Regions from separate parts of the Mus musculus genome. Here region 2 is linked to region 1. A link is a contact called in ENCODE Hi-C data. All regions are on one chromosome and are shown on one strand. Each heading gives the region's core, a stretch centred on a gene start or an enhancer-like site at or near the end of the contact. The rest is flanking DNA. Distances are from core to core; before and after follow the strand shown.

Evidence for each region. A loop is a pair of places that touch in the nucleus more often than their neighbours do.
Region 2: a loop to region 1 is called in a map of v-Abl transformed pro-B cells, with 4 times the contacts of the local background. The contact joins the promoter of Actb here to the promoter of Chst12 in region 1. A Hi-C loop is called at or near these places in 2 of 37 maps with a recorded cell type or tissue (regulatory T cell and v-Abl transformed pro-B cells).

What each region holds. Positions count from the first base shown.
Region 1 is chr5:140,502,737-140,508,912 of GRCm38, reverse strand. It overlaps Chst12 (carbohydrate sulfotransferase 12), which reads right to left and starts at 3,304. Exons shown (of 2, transcript NM_021528.3): 1 at 3,217-3,304. It overlaps Gm38728 (a long non-coding RNA gene), which reads left to right. Exons shown (of 5, transcript XR_001785006.2): 4 at 834-932; 5 at 5,490-5,826.
Region 2 is chr5:142,903,776-142,909,951 of GRCm38, reverse strand. It overlaps Actb (actin, beta), which reads left to right and starts at 3,198. Exons shown (of 6, transcript NM_007393.5): 1 at 3,198-3,300; 2 at 4,260-4,388; 3 at 4,476-4,715; 4 at 5,170-5,608; 5 at 5,704-5,885; 6 at 6,011-6,176. The coding sequence starts at 4,266. The coding sequence ends at 6,154.

The DNA.
Region 1 (6,176 bases), core at 2,055-4,554:
TTGCAACGTCACTGGCTAACAGCAGGAAGTATTATGTGAGAGGGCGGGCTATTTCCAGCCACATCTGTGGGCCAGCGACAGCCATCAGCAGGGGCTTACACACTAAAGGGGTGTGAAACTCACAGCTAGCCCCTCGGCTCCAGTTCCTCCTTCTCCAGCTCCTCCTTCTACCTCCTCCTCCTCCTCCTCCTCCTTCAGCTCTTCCATCTCTTTCTCCTCCTCTAGCTCCTCCTGCCTCCACCTCTCCAGTACAGGGATTATAGGCACACACCATGTTCTGGCTACTAAGTGAAGTGAAGACCTAAGCGGCTGAAAATGGTAGTCCAGGGCTGAGGGCACGGCTCAGCTGGCTCACCTAGCACATGCTGGGTTCTACCTCTAGCACACATAAACCAGGTACAGAGCGGCTCGTGCCAGTAACCCCCGGACTTGGGAGGCACAGGCAGTAGAATCAGGAAGGAGGGCAGGGTCAACTCAGCTACAGAGGAAAATGAGGCCAGCCTGGGTTACATGAGACCCTGTTTTAAAAACTATATAGTGGTCCAGGCATGGTGGTGCACATCTTCAATCCCAGCACTTGGGAAGCAGAGACAGGCTGATCTCTGAATTCAAAGCCAGCTTGGACTATAGAGCAAGCTCCTAGACAGCCAAACAAAAATGTGTGTGAGTGTGTAAGTGTGAATGTGTGTGTGCATGTGTGTATGAATGTGTATGTGTGTGTGTGCATGTGAATGTGTATGTGTGTATATGGATGTGTGCGTGCGTGCGTGCGTGGTGTTTTCCCACCTGATTTATTTCAGTCTTATGAGTAACCAGGCTGTTTTCCCTCACAGTACTTTCTGGCCTGGCCTTCCTAGAACACAATCACCGCCCCACCCAGCTCCGGTGATCATGTGGTACTGATCATGAACTGAGTCCACAGGCATCTAAGTGTGAGCATCCCTTCTGCCTGCCCCTCTTCTCTTCTCTTCTCTCGGGTTTTCCCAGACTCTGAGCCCAAGCACGCGTGCCTTGTGCTGGAGGTCCTCAATGTCACAGATTCTTAGCGTCTACAAACCACACACTTTCCCACGTCTCCTCCACCACCCAGTGCAGTGGGGGTGGGGACCAGCAGGAACCTGGCTGCTGCTCCCAGACTTGCATTGCTTCTTTCTTCTGCCCAGTTCTTACTGAATCGTACAGAGAGCCTCACTGCCCAGAGAAGCCCTGGGGGAACTCTGGCTCTGCACCACCTCCCCTAACCACTGAGCCACACCCACAATGTCATGCACTGCATCTCCCTACACCCCAAGCTTCCCTGCCCTTCCCTCTAGCATCACGAGTTTACCTCTGACAGACCTGGTCCTGGTTCCCATCACACCTCAACTGCAATCTCCAGCAATGGAACCTGGTCTCCAGCAGGGCATAAGGCTCTTCTCAAGCAGAAATCCGTCCTCCCAGAGCTGGGAGAATGGCCGAGTCGGTACAGTGCTTGCCACGCAAGCACACGGACCTCAGTCCAGATCCCCAGAACCAATTAAGTGCTGTGTGCCTGAAACCCTAGGCCAGCCAGCCTTGCCAATTGGTGAGCTCTAGGCCAGTCTGTTTAAGAGCAAGGACATGGCATTCCTGAGGACGACACCCAACGTTATTCTCTGACCTCCAATGCACCTGCATACACACATGGACATGCACACAACTCCTTGCCCGCCCCTCCAGAAACTAGTCTTTCCCCCACAGGCCCCACCCCTCATGAGCACAGCAACTCAACGTCTCCTGAATTAGCTGCTTCCAGTCTTCAATGCTAAGGGTTTCTTTTGTTTGGTTTCTTTGAGACAGGGTTTTATGTAGCCCAGGCTAGACTTCAACTGTAGACCCTCCTGCCTTCACCTCTTGGGGATTACAGGTACGTGCCACCTTTCCTGGCATTCTCTTTGCATACCGCAAACGTCTTTCATACACTTGGCACTCAAGTGGCCCTGAACCAGGACGACCTGAGCTACCCAGGGCCCATGGTTCCCAGCATTCCACCCAATATGGTGGTTTGCCCTTACAGCAGGAAACTGAAGATGCAGACCCACGAAAGCGACATGACAATACGGGTACAAGCAAGCTCAGCCCCAGATCCTAGCAAGGAAATTAAACATGAAGGTACAGGCAGGCCCTTTTGTAATTTTTGTGTTGTTTTGTTTTAAGTCTGAGTCTTACCCTGTAGCCCAGGCTGGCCTGAACCTCACTATGCGGCCCAGGCTGCCCTCAAACTCACAGCAATCTTCTTGCCTAAGCTCACAAGAACTGGCACCACGCTCCACCTTAGGCAACTCGCTCCACCTTAGGCAACTCGCGAAGTTGCAGTATCATACCCAGCACATAGCAGTTTCCCAACAATCTTTTTTCTCTCCTTCACACCCGGAAACAGGGCCCTAACTCATGTTACCTAGGCTGGAGCCACACGGTGCTGTCCCAGCAATGGAAGGCTCACAGCCCCGTTCTCCCCCGAGGGTGACATTCCCACTCAATTCCGGGGCTCCCAGCGCAGCGTGGGATTATAAAATAAATAATTTAAGAAGGGTGCAAACATTACAGCTCTCTGTGCGACAGCTAGGCGGATGTGCGGAAGGAACCCAAGGTCTGCCAGCGATGTCTTCGTGGCCAGAAGCCCAAAGAGAAGATAGGTCCTACTGTTAGCCACTAATGCGCGGCTTCCTGTGGCCCACCAGGCATGAGGCTGCTGCTGGGGGCACCCGCAGCAATGCACAGGGCAGGAGGATGCTCAGTAGACTGGGGTGAGATGTGGGGCCAGTGCTTGCTCGGTACAAAACCTGGCTTCGGAGACAGCCTCCTGCAAGGTCTGGCCGGGACACTGCAGCACAACAGTCTCTGAACAATTGCTTTCTCGCCTGGACACCCAAACAGCCAGAGGCAAAACTGGGAAGGTGTTTTCCCAACCTCCGAGCCAGCCGCTACTACTGCAAAGGAGGTCGGCCAAGTGGCCACACCTTCCTCCACGCATTCTGCAGGGCTGCACAAGAAGATGGCTCAGAGAAGGTGCACGCTTGGCTAAGGTTACACAGCCAGCTGGACAGAACTGGGATTCGAACCCGGGACCACGTGGGAGCTGCCTAAGCCAGGCAGAAGGAGGTACCAATCTGCATCGCCAAACCATGGACCATCGCCCCACCCTAGGACTCGGGACTCCTACGCACCCCTCGCTCTGCTCGAGCCTGCGCTCCTCACCTAGCGCCCGCCACAGTCACCGCCGCTGCTGCTGTTGCTGGTGATGCTGATTCTGCAGCCGAAATCGCCTCCTCCCGCTAGCAGCCCCGCCCGAGGCGCGGCTCCGCCCCCAGGCAGACCTCCCTCCATCCTCTCGCGAGAGCTAACGAGCGGGACTACGCCCGTTCTGGATGCGCTTGCGCACTTCTCCCCGTTCCTGCCCTCGCCAGCCAGTGCCATGTGGCACCTTATTTACGGCCAGAGATTGGTCCCACCCACCATCCCTGAGCGTCCCGCCCCTTTTGCAGCAACCAATCCGGAGTGGGGGCGTGGCTGATCTCAAGGGGCGTTGCCTGTCTCGCAGTTTGAACTTGCAACGTGGGCTGTGCAAGCTGACAATCCTGTCAGAGTTTATGGGGCTTAAGAGAGACCATGCAGGTAAAGCTCTTAGTGAGAGCCAGGCATGGTGCAAGCTGTCACCGCAGCTACTTGGCAGGGGGGAGGGAGGAACGGGAGGGGCTGAGGCAGTAGGATAGGAAGTTCCAGGTTAGCCGTACTTAATGAGAGCCTGTCTCAAAAACAAACAAACAAACAAACAAACAAGGTATGGGGAGAGGATTCAGTGGGTAAATGAGGTGCTCGCCTCACAAAGGTGAGAAACTGTGGTCAGATCCACAGAACCTGTGAACAGCCCATGCTCGTGAGCCAGGCTCCGTGGTGCTTGCCTGTATGGCAAGACCGGGAGGCAGAGAGAGAGTCTGGAGCTTGCTGGCTCCCTAGCCCTCTCTATATGGTGAAGTTTCAGACAAAAGAGAAGCTCTGTCTCAAACAGAAGTTGGAAGGTGCCTGAGGTTGTCCTCTGAGTCCCACATATCACACATGAGGTGCACACATGCACCTGCAAAAGAAAGCTAGCGTGGTGACGCACACTTAACATCCCAGCACTGAGCTGCCTTCCCAAAGCAGGGGACTGGTTCCGAGCCAACGGGCTCTCCCAGTGCCTAGGGTTAGAAGCCTCTTTCTGTAGCAGTATGACACAGAATGGCAGAGGACAGAACCTAGGAAGATTTATTATATTCTGGTGGCAGATGATCCCATCTTACTAACTAGGATTCAAAACCTACAGCTGAGTCCCCTGGGTTGCCATGTGTGCGTGTGACCTGCTCAGGCTGCTCTAACTGTAACACAGACCCAGCCTCAACTATGGACAGCTCTTTTCCTAGGGTTCTGCAGGCCAGATGCCAGGAGTTGAGGTAGCAAGCAGGCTGGTTCTTGCAGAGAGCCCTGCAGGAGCATCTTCCAGCCCTTCTCTTTACCTCCCTTTTGCGTACTTCAGCCCAGATTTCCATTTTCATAAGGGCACAGCCAGACAAGATCAGGACTATCCCATGACCTCATTTCATTACCATTCTCCTGGCTCAGTCTCCAAATAAGGTCATCTCTAAGGCACTAGGAGCTAGAGCACCAACATCTCTTTCCTTTTGGGGCTGGAAGATAGAACACAATTCAATCTATAACTGTAAGTTCGAGGGCTCAGGTGTGGTTCAGGGGGGGTAGAATGCTTGCTCTGCCCTGGGCTCCATCTCTATCAATGTATAAACAAGGCATGATGCCACACATCTGCAACCCCAGCATTCAGGAATTGTAGGCAGTAGGATCAGAAGTTCAAAATCATCTGTGAGCCAGGCGTGGCGGTGCACACCTTTAATCCCAGCACTCGGGAGGCAGAGGCAGGCGGATTTCTGAGTTCGAGGCCAGCCTGGTCTACAAAGTGAGCTCCAGGACAGCAAGGGCTATACAGAGAAACCCTGTCTCGAAAAAACAAAAAACAAAAAACAAAATCATCTGTGGATGTACAGTGAGCTTGAAGATAGCCTGGGCTACATGAGACAATGTCTCCAACAAAACAAATGAACAAACAAAGCATAAATGTTATATACTACATTTTTTTAGACAAGGTCTCTCTATATAGCTGGGGCTGTCCTAGAATTTACGGAGATCCACCTGCCTCTGCCTCCACCATGGCCTCTGCCTGCCTCTGCCTCCCAAGTGTTGGGGTTAAAGGCATGCACCACTATGCCTGGCCAGTAAACCCTATTGCATTTTGTTTAGGCAGGTGTGGTGCTCACTGGTAACTTGGGCAGGGGAGGCAGGATTGCAAGTCTGAGGGCATCCTGGGCTAGCTAGATGTTATTCTCTGTTACATACCTGCTGGGATGGCTCAGGCCTATGTAATCACTGACAACACCAAAGTCGACTGAAGCTTCCGAGCAACCGGGTGGTCTCCATTGCAGGTGGAACTGCAGCAGTGTCGTGCTGCCTCCTTAAGAAGCCACCTGACATGCCATATAAAACATGCCCTTTCCTGGGCTGGGCAGATGGCCCAGTGGGGAAGAATGCTTGCTGAGAAAGCATCAGGACCTGAGACTGAACCCTCCCTACCCTCAGCGACCATGTAAAAGGCTGGGTCCAGCCCCGTGCATGCCTATGTCATCACTGCTGAGGATCGGTGTAGCCTCCCCACCCCCAGCCTGGAACCTGCTGGCTCAGGGGTGGAGTTTCCTGCTCATTCCTTCTGCCACGCCCACTGCTGGACCGTGCCGCTTTGCTGCTTGGAGCCACACACGTGTTCACCCTGCTACTGGACCCCGAGACCAGTTGGCGGGAATCGGGTTCCCTCCCTCTTCCTTTATAACTGAATGTCAGAACTAGTAAAATTGAGCTTTGAACAGGATGAACTTGTCTTGGCTCCGTTTCTTCTTTCTCCCCATCTAGTTCCTCACTTAGCTCGAGTGGCCATCTCAGTCGAACCGTTCACGTTGCGAGCTGCTGGCCGGCCGCAACAGATCGGGAAGAGGCAGACAGGGGAGGCCTGATGCAGCTCGCTGGCCATCAGCCGGATTCCAGCTTCAGATGGAGAGCCCTTTCTCAAAGGACTTAGACAGAGTGTGACAGAGCAGAGTGTGACACTCCAGGCCCTT
Region 2 (6,176 bases), core at 1,949-4,448, 2.4 Mb before region 1:
AAGGAGGAGGTGGGGCCAGGAATTCCAACTTTGGAGCAGTCCTTGGACCTAGTCCCCGGGGACATTCCAGAGGCCACTTTACCCAGGGAGGGGCCCTGTGAGGCAGAGGGCAGGCTGTTAGCTCAGGGGCCCCTGAGTACAGAGGCATTATGGCTGGATCTTAAAGCACTGGGCGCTCTGTCAGGCCCATCTCAGTTTTCTGAACCTGTAAAAAGGGAGTATGTTTTCTGGAACGTTCCAGGCCCTCCCTCATTCATTTAGTGCCTTACTGACATCCTGCTGTCTGCAGGGACCCGCCCTCTTGGACAGAGCTCCTGCTACTGTGACAGGAAGTTCCCCTCTTCCTCAATTTCTCACTTGAAAATGTGCAGCTTAGGGTCTTCCTGGCCAGCTGGGCTTGAATGTCCCCAGGAGAAGTGACATATGGCTTCTGAGAGGAGGATCAGAGAGTGGGCCTTGAATTAGGTTGTAAATATTCTCTCGTCCCAAGGCTTTTCAGGGAAGGGGACCCTTGTGGGGGGAAGTGCACTAAAGCTACAGGTGTCACCCATGCTCTGGGCCAGGCTGTGGCTGCCAGCTGGGTGCCTGACAGTAACAGTGACAGCTCTTTGTGAGGGCAAAGTTCTCTGGAGAAGGCCAGCTTCACTTCCTCTGCCTTCCCCTTCCTCCACTTCCTCTTTTCCCCACCCCCACCCTGTTCTGTGCTTTCCGTCTCCTGTCTGCACCCCAAACTTAACAGCTGAGGCCCCCTCCACCTCTGCCGGCCTCTCAGGGACCTCTCCTTTGTCAGGGCTGAGGACACCCAGACGATCTCTCATTCATTCCACAGAACAGAGCCCCTCAGTGTGTGTGTGTGTGTGTGTGTGTGTGTTAGTGGAAGGAAGTGGGGGGTGATGGGGCCCCTCAAAGGGCTGGCTTGTTTTATGTTGTCCGGGCTGGGGGAGGTGCTGAGTTATTAAGACTAGCCTGAATAGGCACCATGACTGTCTTCATAAGCACACAGGAAGCTGAGGCAGGAAGAGCAGGAGTTTGAGGCCAGCCTGGGCTACATAGGGAGCCACTGTTTCAAACAAAGAAGCTGGGCATGGTGATATATGCCTGTAATCACAACACTCTCGGGATGTAAAGGCAGAAGGATCAGTTCAAGTCTATACTCCACTACATATCAAATCTGAGAGCAGCCTAGGCTACCTGAGACCCTGTTAAAAACAACCTCCCACCCTCAATTTCCAACAAACCAAGAGAAATCCCCCCCACGCCACCCCCAAGAATGTGAAAGAGAACACTGGAAAATGATCATTGCAGACAAGACAGACCAGAATTGTTTCAGAGGTCGGGTGGGGCTGAGGTGCCTGCCCCTTGACCAGTCCCAGGACTGAGAGGTGACAAAGTGGCAACACAGGTCCTGCCTGGGAATCTGGTCTGCTCTAACCTAGTAAAGCTGTCTGGTGTCACCCAAGAGGCTCCCTCCACATCCTGCACCCCTGATGGCTGATGGCATCTTTCTCCCTTGCACCCCACCAGGGTTCTCCTGGGAATACTCTGGGCTCTCCTTATTGACAGGCAGCATTTGCCCTGCCCCACCCCCACCTGTGACTTGCAGGACTGGCAGGTCCTTGGGCAGCTGGCAAACTGCCTGAGCAACTGAGAAATACAAGGCCAGGGCCAGGGCAGTCCTGTCCCCCGGAGGCAGGGAGGAGACTGCCTGGGAAAGTTCTCTCAGGGTTGGTGACTGCAGAAGACTTTTGTCAAATTTTTTTTTTTTTTTTGGTGGGAAAGATAACTAGGGGTGTGTTTCCAGTTCACAGCATATGCTGGGGTGATGGTCACCTCTTCCAGACAAGGCCTCAGCAACTTCAAAATGCCCTGCCACCAGCCAAGAACAAGGAAGCTGGCCACTGTAGTCCATATATGGATGAAGCCTTCTTTGGTTTCAACACCTACACTTTGTGAGCCAGTGAACACCTACCTATGCATGCACTGAGGCACGGCAGGCCCAGAGCATCTCACCTGAAGCACCCTTCTTGCCTAAATCCAGCTTTCTGTCACACTCTCCCAGAAGGTGCGTGTCCTTCTAAGCTAAGCTGAGGGATCCGGCCCTCAACCCTGACCCCGTGTGTAGCTCTCAGCCAAATAGCTGGCTTGCTAAGTAGAACACTGGTACTTAGGTGAGGGGGACAGGGGCTGCTTCTCTCTGGAGGATTTGGGGCTCCGGTGACCACCAACTTTTCCCTGAGCAGCTTGTCACTCCCAGAATCCCCACGGCTGGCAGATGGACTAGTGCACAACTCAGCTGTGGCTGCACATAATAAATAGAGGATAGATGGTGGGCCCCAGCCCAGCGATGTCTGGCAGTCACCCAGAGACACTAGCTAACGGCCCAGGCTTAGTCTTGCCTGGGTGTGATCAGGCAGTTCTCCAAAAGTGCCTGACTCCATGAGAAGTTTTGTTTGTTCTATTGAGCACAGTTCCTTTCTAGATCCGGGGCAGGGGATATCTGGAGGCATCTTCTTGCAACACCTCCAGTTATTGGACCACTGGGGCTCGCCCTATGCTTGGGATAGGATGGCCTTGAGTCTCTAAGAGGTCAAGATCCATGAAAACCTCTCCAACCAGAGTTCTGCTTCCAAGTTGAACCCCAACACACCTAGCAAATTAGAACCACAGCAGAAGGGGCCCCCCCGGATCTGGCTTTCCGGCTATTGCTAGCAATTGCTAGCAAGGGGGAGTGACTCTCTGTCCATTCAATCCAGGCCCCGCGTGTCCCTCAAACAAGAGGCCACACAAATAGGGTCCGGGCCTCGATGCTGACCCTCATCCACTTAAGTGCTCGATATCCACGTGACATCCACACCCAGAGGGTCCTGGGGTGGTTGGGTGACCCCCAGAATGCAGGCCTAGTAACCGAGACATTGAATGGGGCAGTGTCCACAAGGGCGGAGGCTATTCCTGTACATCTGGGCCTACGGAGCCAGCACCCATCGCCAAAACTCTTCATCCTCTTCCTCAATCTCGCTTTCTCTCTCGCTTTTTTTTTTTTTCTTCTTCTTTTTTTTTTTTTTTTTCAAAAGGAGGGGAGAGGGGGTAAAAAAATGCTGCACTGTGCGGCGAGGCCGGTGAGTGAGCGACGCGGAGCCAATCAGCGCCCGCCGTTCCGAAAGTTGCCTTTTATGGCTCGAGTGGCCGCTGTGGCGTCCTATAAAACCCGGCGGCGCAACGCGCAGCCACTGTCGAGTCGCGTCCACCCGCGAGCACAGCTTCTTTGCAGCTCCTTCGTTGCCGGTCCACACCCGCCACCAGGTAAGCAGGGACGCCGGGCCCAGCGGGCCTTCGCTCTCTCGTGGCTAGTACCTCACTGCAGGGTCCTGAGGATCACTCAGAACGGACACCATGGGCGGGTGGAGGGTGGTGCCGGGCCGCGGAGCGGACACTGGCACAGCCAACTTTACGCCTAGCGTGTAGACTCTTTGCAGCCACATTCCCGCGGTGTAGACACTCGTGGGCCCGCTCCCGCTCGGTGCGTGGGGCTTGGGGACACACTAGGGTCGCGGTGTGGGCATTTGATGAGCCGGTGCGGCTTGCGGGTGTTAAAAGCCGTATTAGGTCCATCTTGAGAGTACACAGTATTGGGAACCAGACGCTACGATCACGCCTCAATGGCCTCTGGGTCTTTGTCCAAACCGGTTTGCCTATTCGGCTTGCCGGGCGGGCGGGCGGGCGGGCGGGCGCGGCAGGGCCGGCTCGGCCGGGTGGGGGCTGGGATGCCACTGCGCGTGCGCTCTCTATCACTGGGCATCGAGGCGCGTGTGCGCTAGGGAGGGAGCTCTTCCTCTCCCCCTCTTCCTAGTTAGCTGCGCGTGCGTATTGAGGCTGGGAGCGCGGCTGCCCGGGGTTGGGCGAGGGCGGGGCCGTTGTCCGGAAGGGGCGGGGTCACAGTGGCACGGGCGCCTTGTTTGCGCTTCCTGCTGGGTGTGGTCGCCTCCCGCGCGCGCACAAGCCGCCCGTCGGCGCAGTGTAGGCGGAGCTTGCGCCCGTTTGGGGAGGGGGCGGAGGTCTGGCTTCCTGCCCTAGGTCCGCCTCCGGGCCAGCGTTTGCCTTTTATGGTAATAATGCGGCCGGTCTGCGCTTCCTTTGTCCCCTGAGCTTGGGCGCGCGCCCCCTGGCGGCTCGAGCCCGCGGCTTGCCGGAAGTGGGCAGGGCGGCAGCGGCTGCTCTTGGCGGCCCCGAGGTGACTATAGCCTTCTTTTGTGTCTTGATAGTTCGCCATGGATGACGATATCGCTGCGCTGGTCGTCGACAACGGCTCCGGCATGTGCAAAGCCGGCTTCGCGGGCGACGATGCTCCCCGGGCTGTATTCCCCTCCATCGTGGGCCGCCCTAGGCACCAGGTAAGTGACCTGTTACTTTGGGAGTGGCAAGCCTGGGGTTTTCTTGGGGATCGATGCCGGTGCTAAGAAGGCTGTTCCCTTCCACAGGGTGTGATGGTGGGAATGGGTCAGAAGGACTCCTATGTGGGTGACGAGGCCCAGAGCAAGAGAGGTATCCTGACCCTGAAGTACCCCATTGAACATGGCATTGTTACCAACTGGGACGACATGGAGAAGATCTGGCACCACACCTTCTACAATGAGCTGCGTGTGGCCCCTGAGGAGCACCCTGTGCTGCTCACCGAGGCCCCCCTGAACCCTAAGGCCAACCGTGAAAAGATGACCCAGGTCAGTATCCCGGGTAACCCTTCTCTTTGGCCAGCTTCTCAGCCACGCCCTTTCTCAATTGTCTTTCTTCTGCCGTTCTCCCATAGGACTCCCTTCTATGAGCTGAGTCTCCCTTGGATCTTTGCAGTTTCTGCTCTTTCCCAGACGAGGTCTTTTTTTCTCTCAATTGCCTTTCTGACTAGGTGTTTAAACCCTACAGTGCTGTGGGTTTAGGTACTAACAATGGCTCGTGTGACAAAGCTAATGAGGCTGGTGATAAGTGGCCTTGGAGTGTGTATTGAGTAGATGCACAGTAGGTCTAAGTGGAGCCCCTGTCCTGAGACTCCCAGCACACTGAACTTAGCTGTGTTCTTGCACTCCTTGCATGTCTCAGATCTATCCATACAGTTTCACCTGCCCTGAGTGTTTCTTGTGGCTTTCTGAACTTGACAACATTATTTATTTTTCTCTACAGATCATGTTTGAGACCTTCAACACCCCAGCCATGTACGTAGCCATCCAGGCTGTGCTGTCCCTGTATGCCTCTGGTCGTACCACAGGCATTGTGATGGACTCCGGAGACGGGGTCACCCACACTGTGCCCATCTACGAGGGCTATGCTCTCCCTCACGCCATCCTGCGTCTGGACCTGGCTGGCCGGGACCTGACAGACTACCTCATGAAGATCCTGACCGAGCGTGGCTACAGCTTCACCACCACAGCTGAGAGGGAAATCGTGCGTGACATCAAAGAGAAGCTGTGCTATGTTGCTCTAGACTTCGAGCAGGAGATGGCCACTGCCGCATCCTCTTCCTCCCTGGAGAAGAGCTATGAGCTGCCTGACGGCCAGGTCATCACTATTGGCAACGAGCGGTTCCGATGCCCTGAGGCTCTTTTCCAGCCTTCCTTCTTGGGTAAGTTGTAGCCTAGTCCTTTCTCCATCTAAAGGTGACAAAACTCCTGAGGCCATAGTACAAGTTAAGTCTGATTTCTGTCACTCTTCTCTTAGGTATGGAATCCTGTGGCATCCATGAAACTACATTCAATTCCATCATGAAGTGTGACGTTGACATCCGTAAAGACCTCTATGCCAACACAGTGCTGTCTGGTGGTACCACCATGTACCCAGGCATTGCTGACAGGATGCAGAAGGAGATTACTGCTCTGGCTCCTAGCACCATGAAGATCAAGGTAAGCTAAGCATCCTTAGCTTGGTGAGGGTGGGCCCTGTGGTTGTCAGAGCAACCTTCTAGGTTTAAGGGGAATCCCAGCACCCAGAGAGCTCACCATTCACCATCTTGTCTTGCTTTCTTCAGATCATTGCTCCTCCTGAGCGCAAGTACTCTGTGTGGATCGGTGGCTCCATCCTGGCCTCACTGTCCACCTTCCAGCAGATGTGGATCAGCAAGCAGGAGTACGATGAGTCCGGCCCCTCCATCGTGCACCGCAAGTGCTTCTAGGCGGACTGTTACTGAGCTGCGT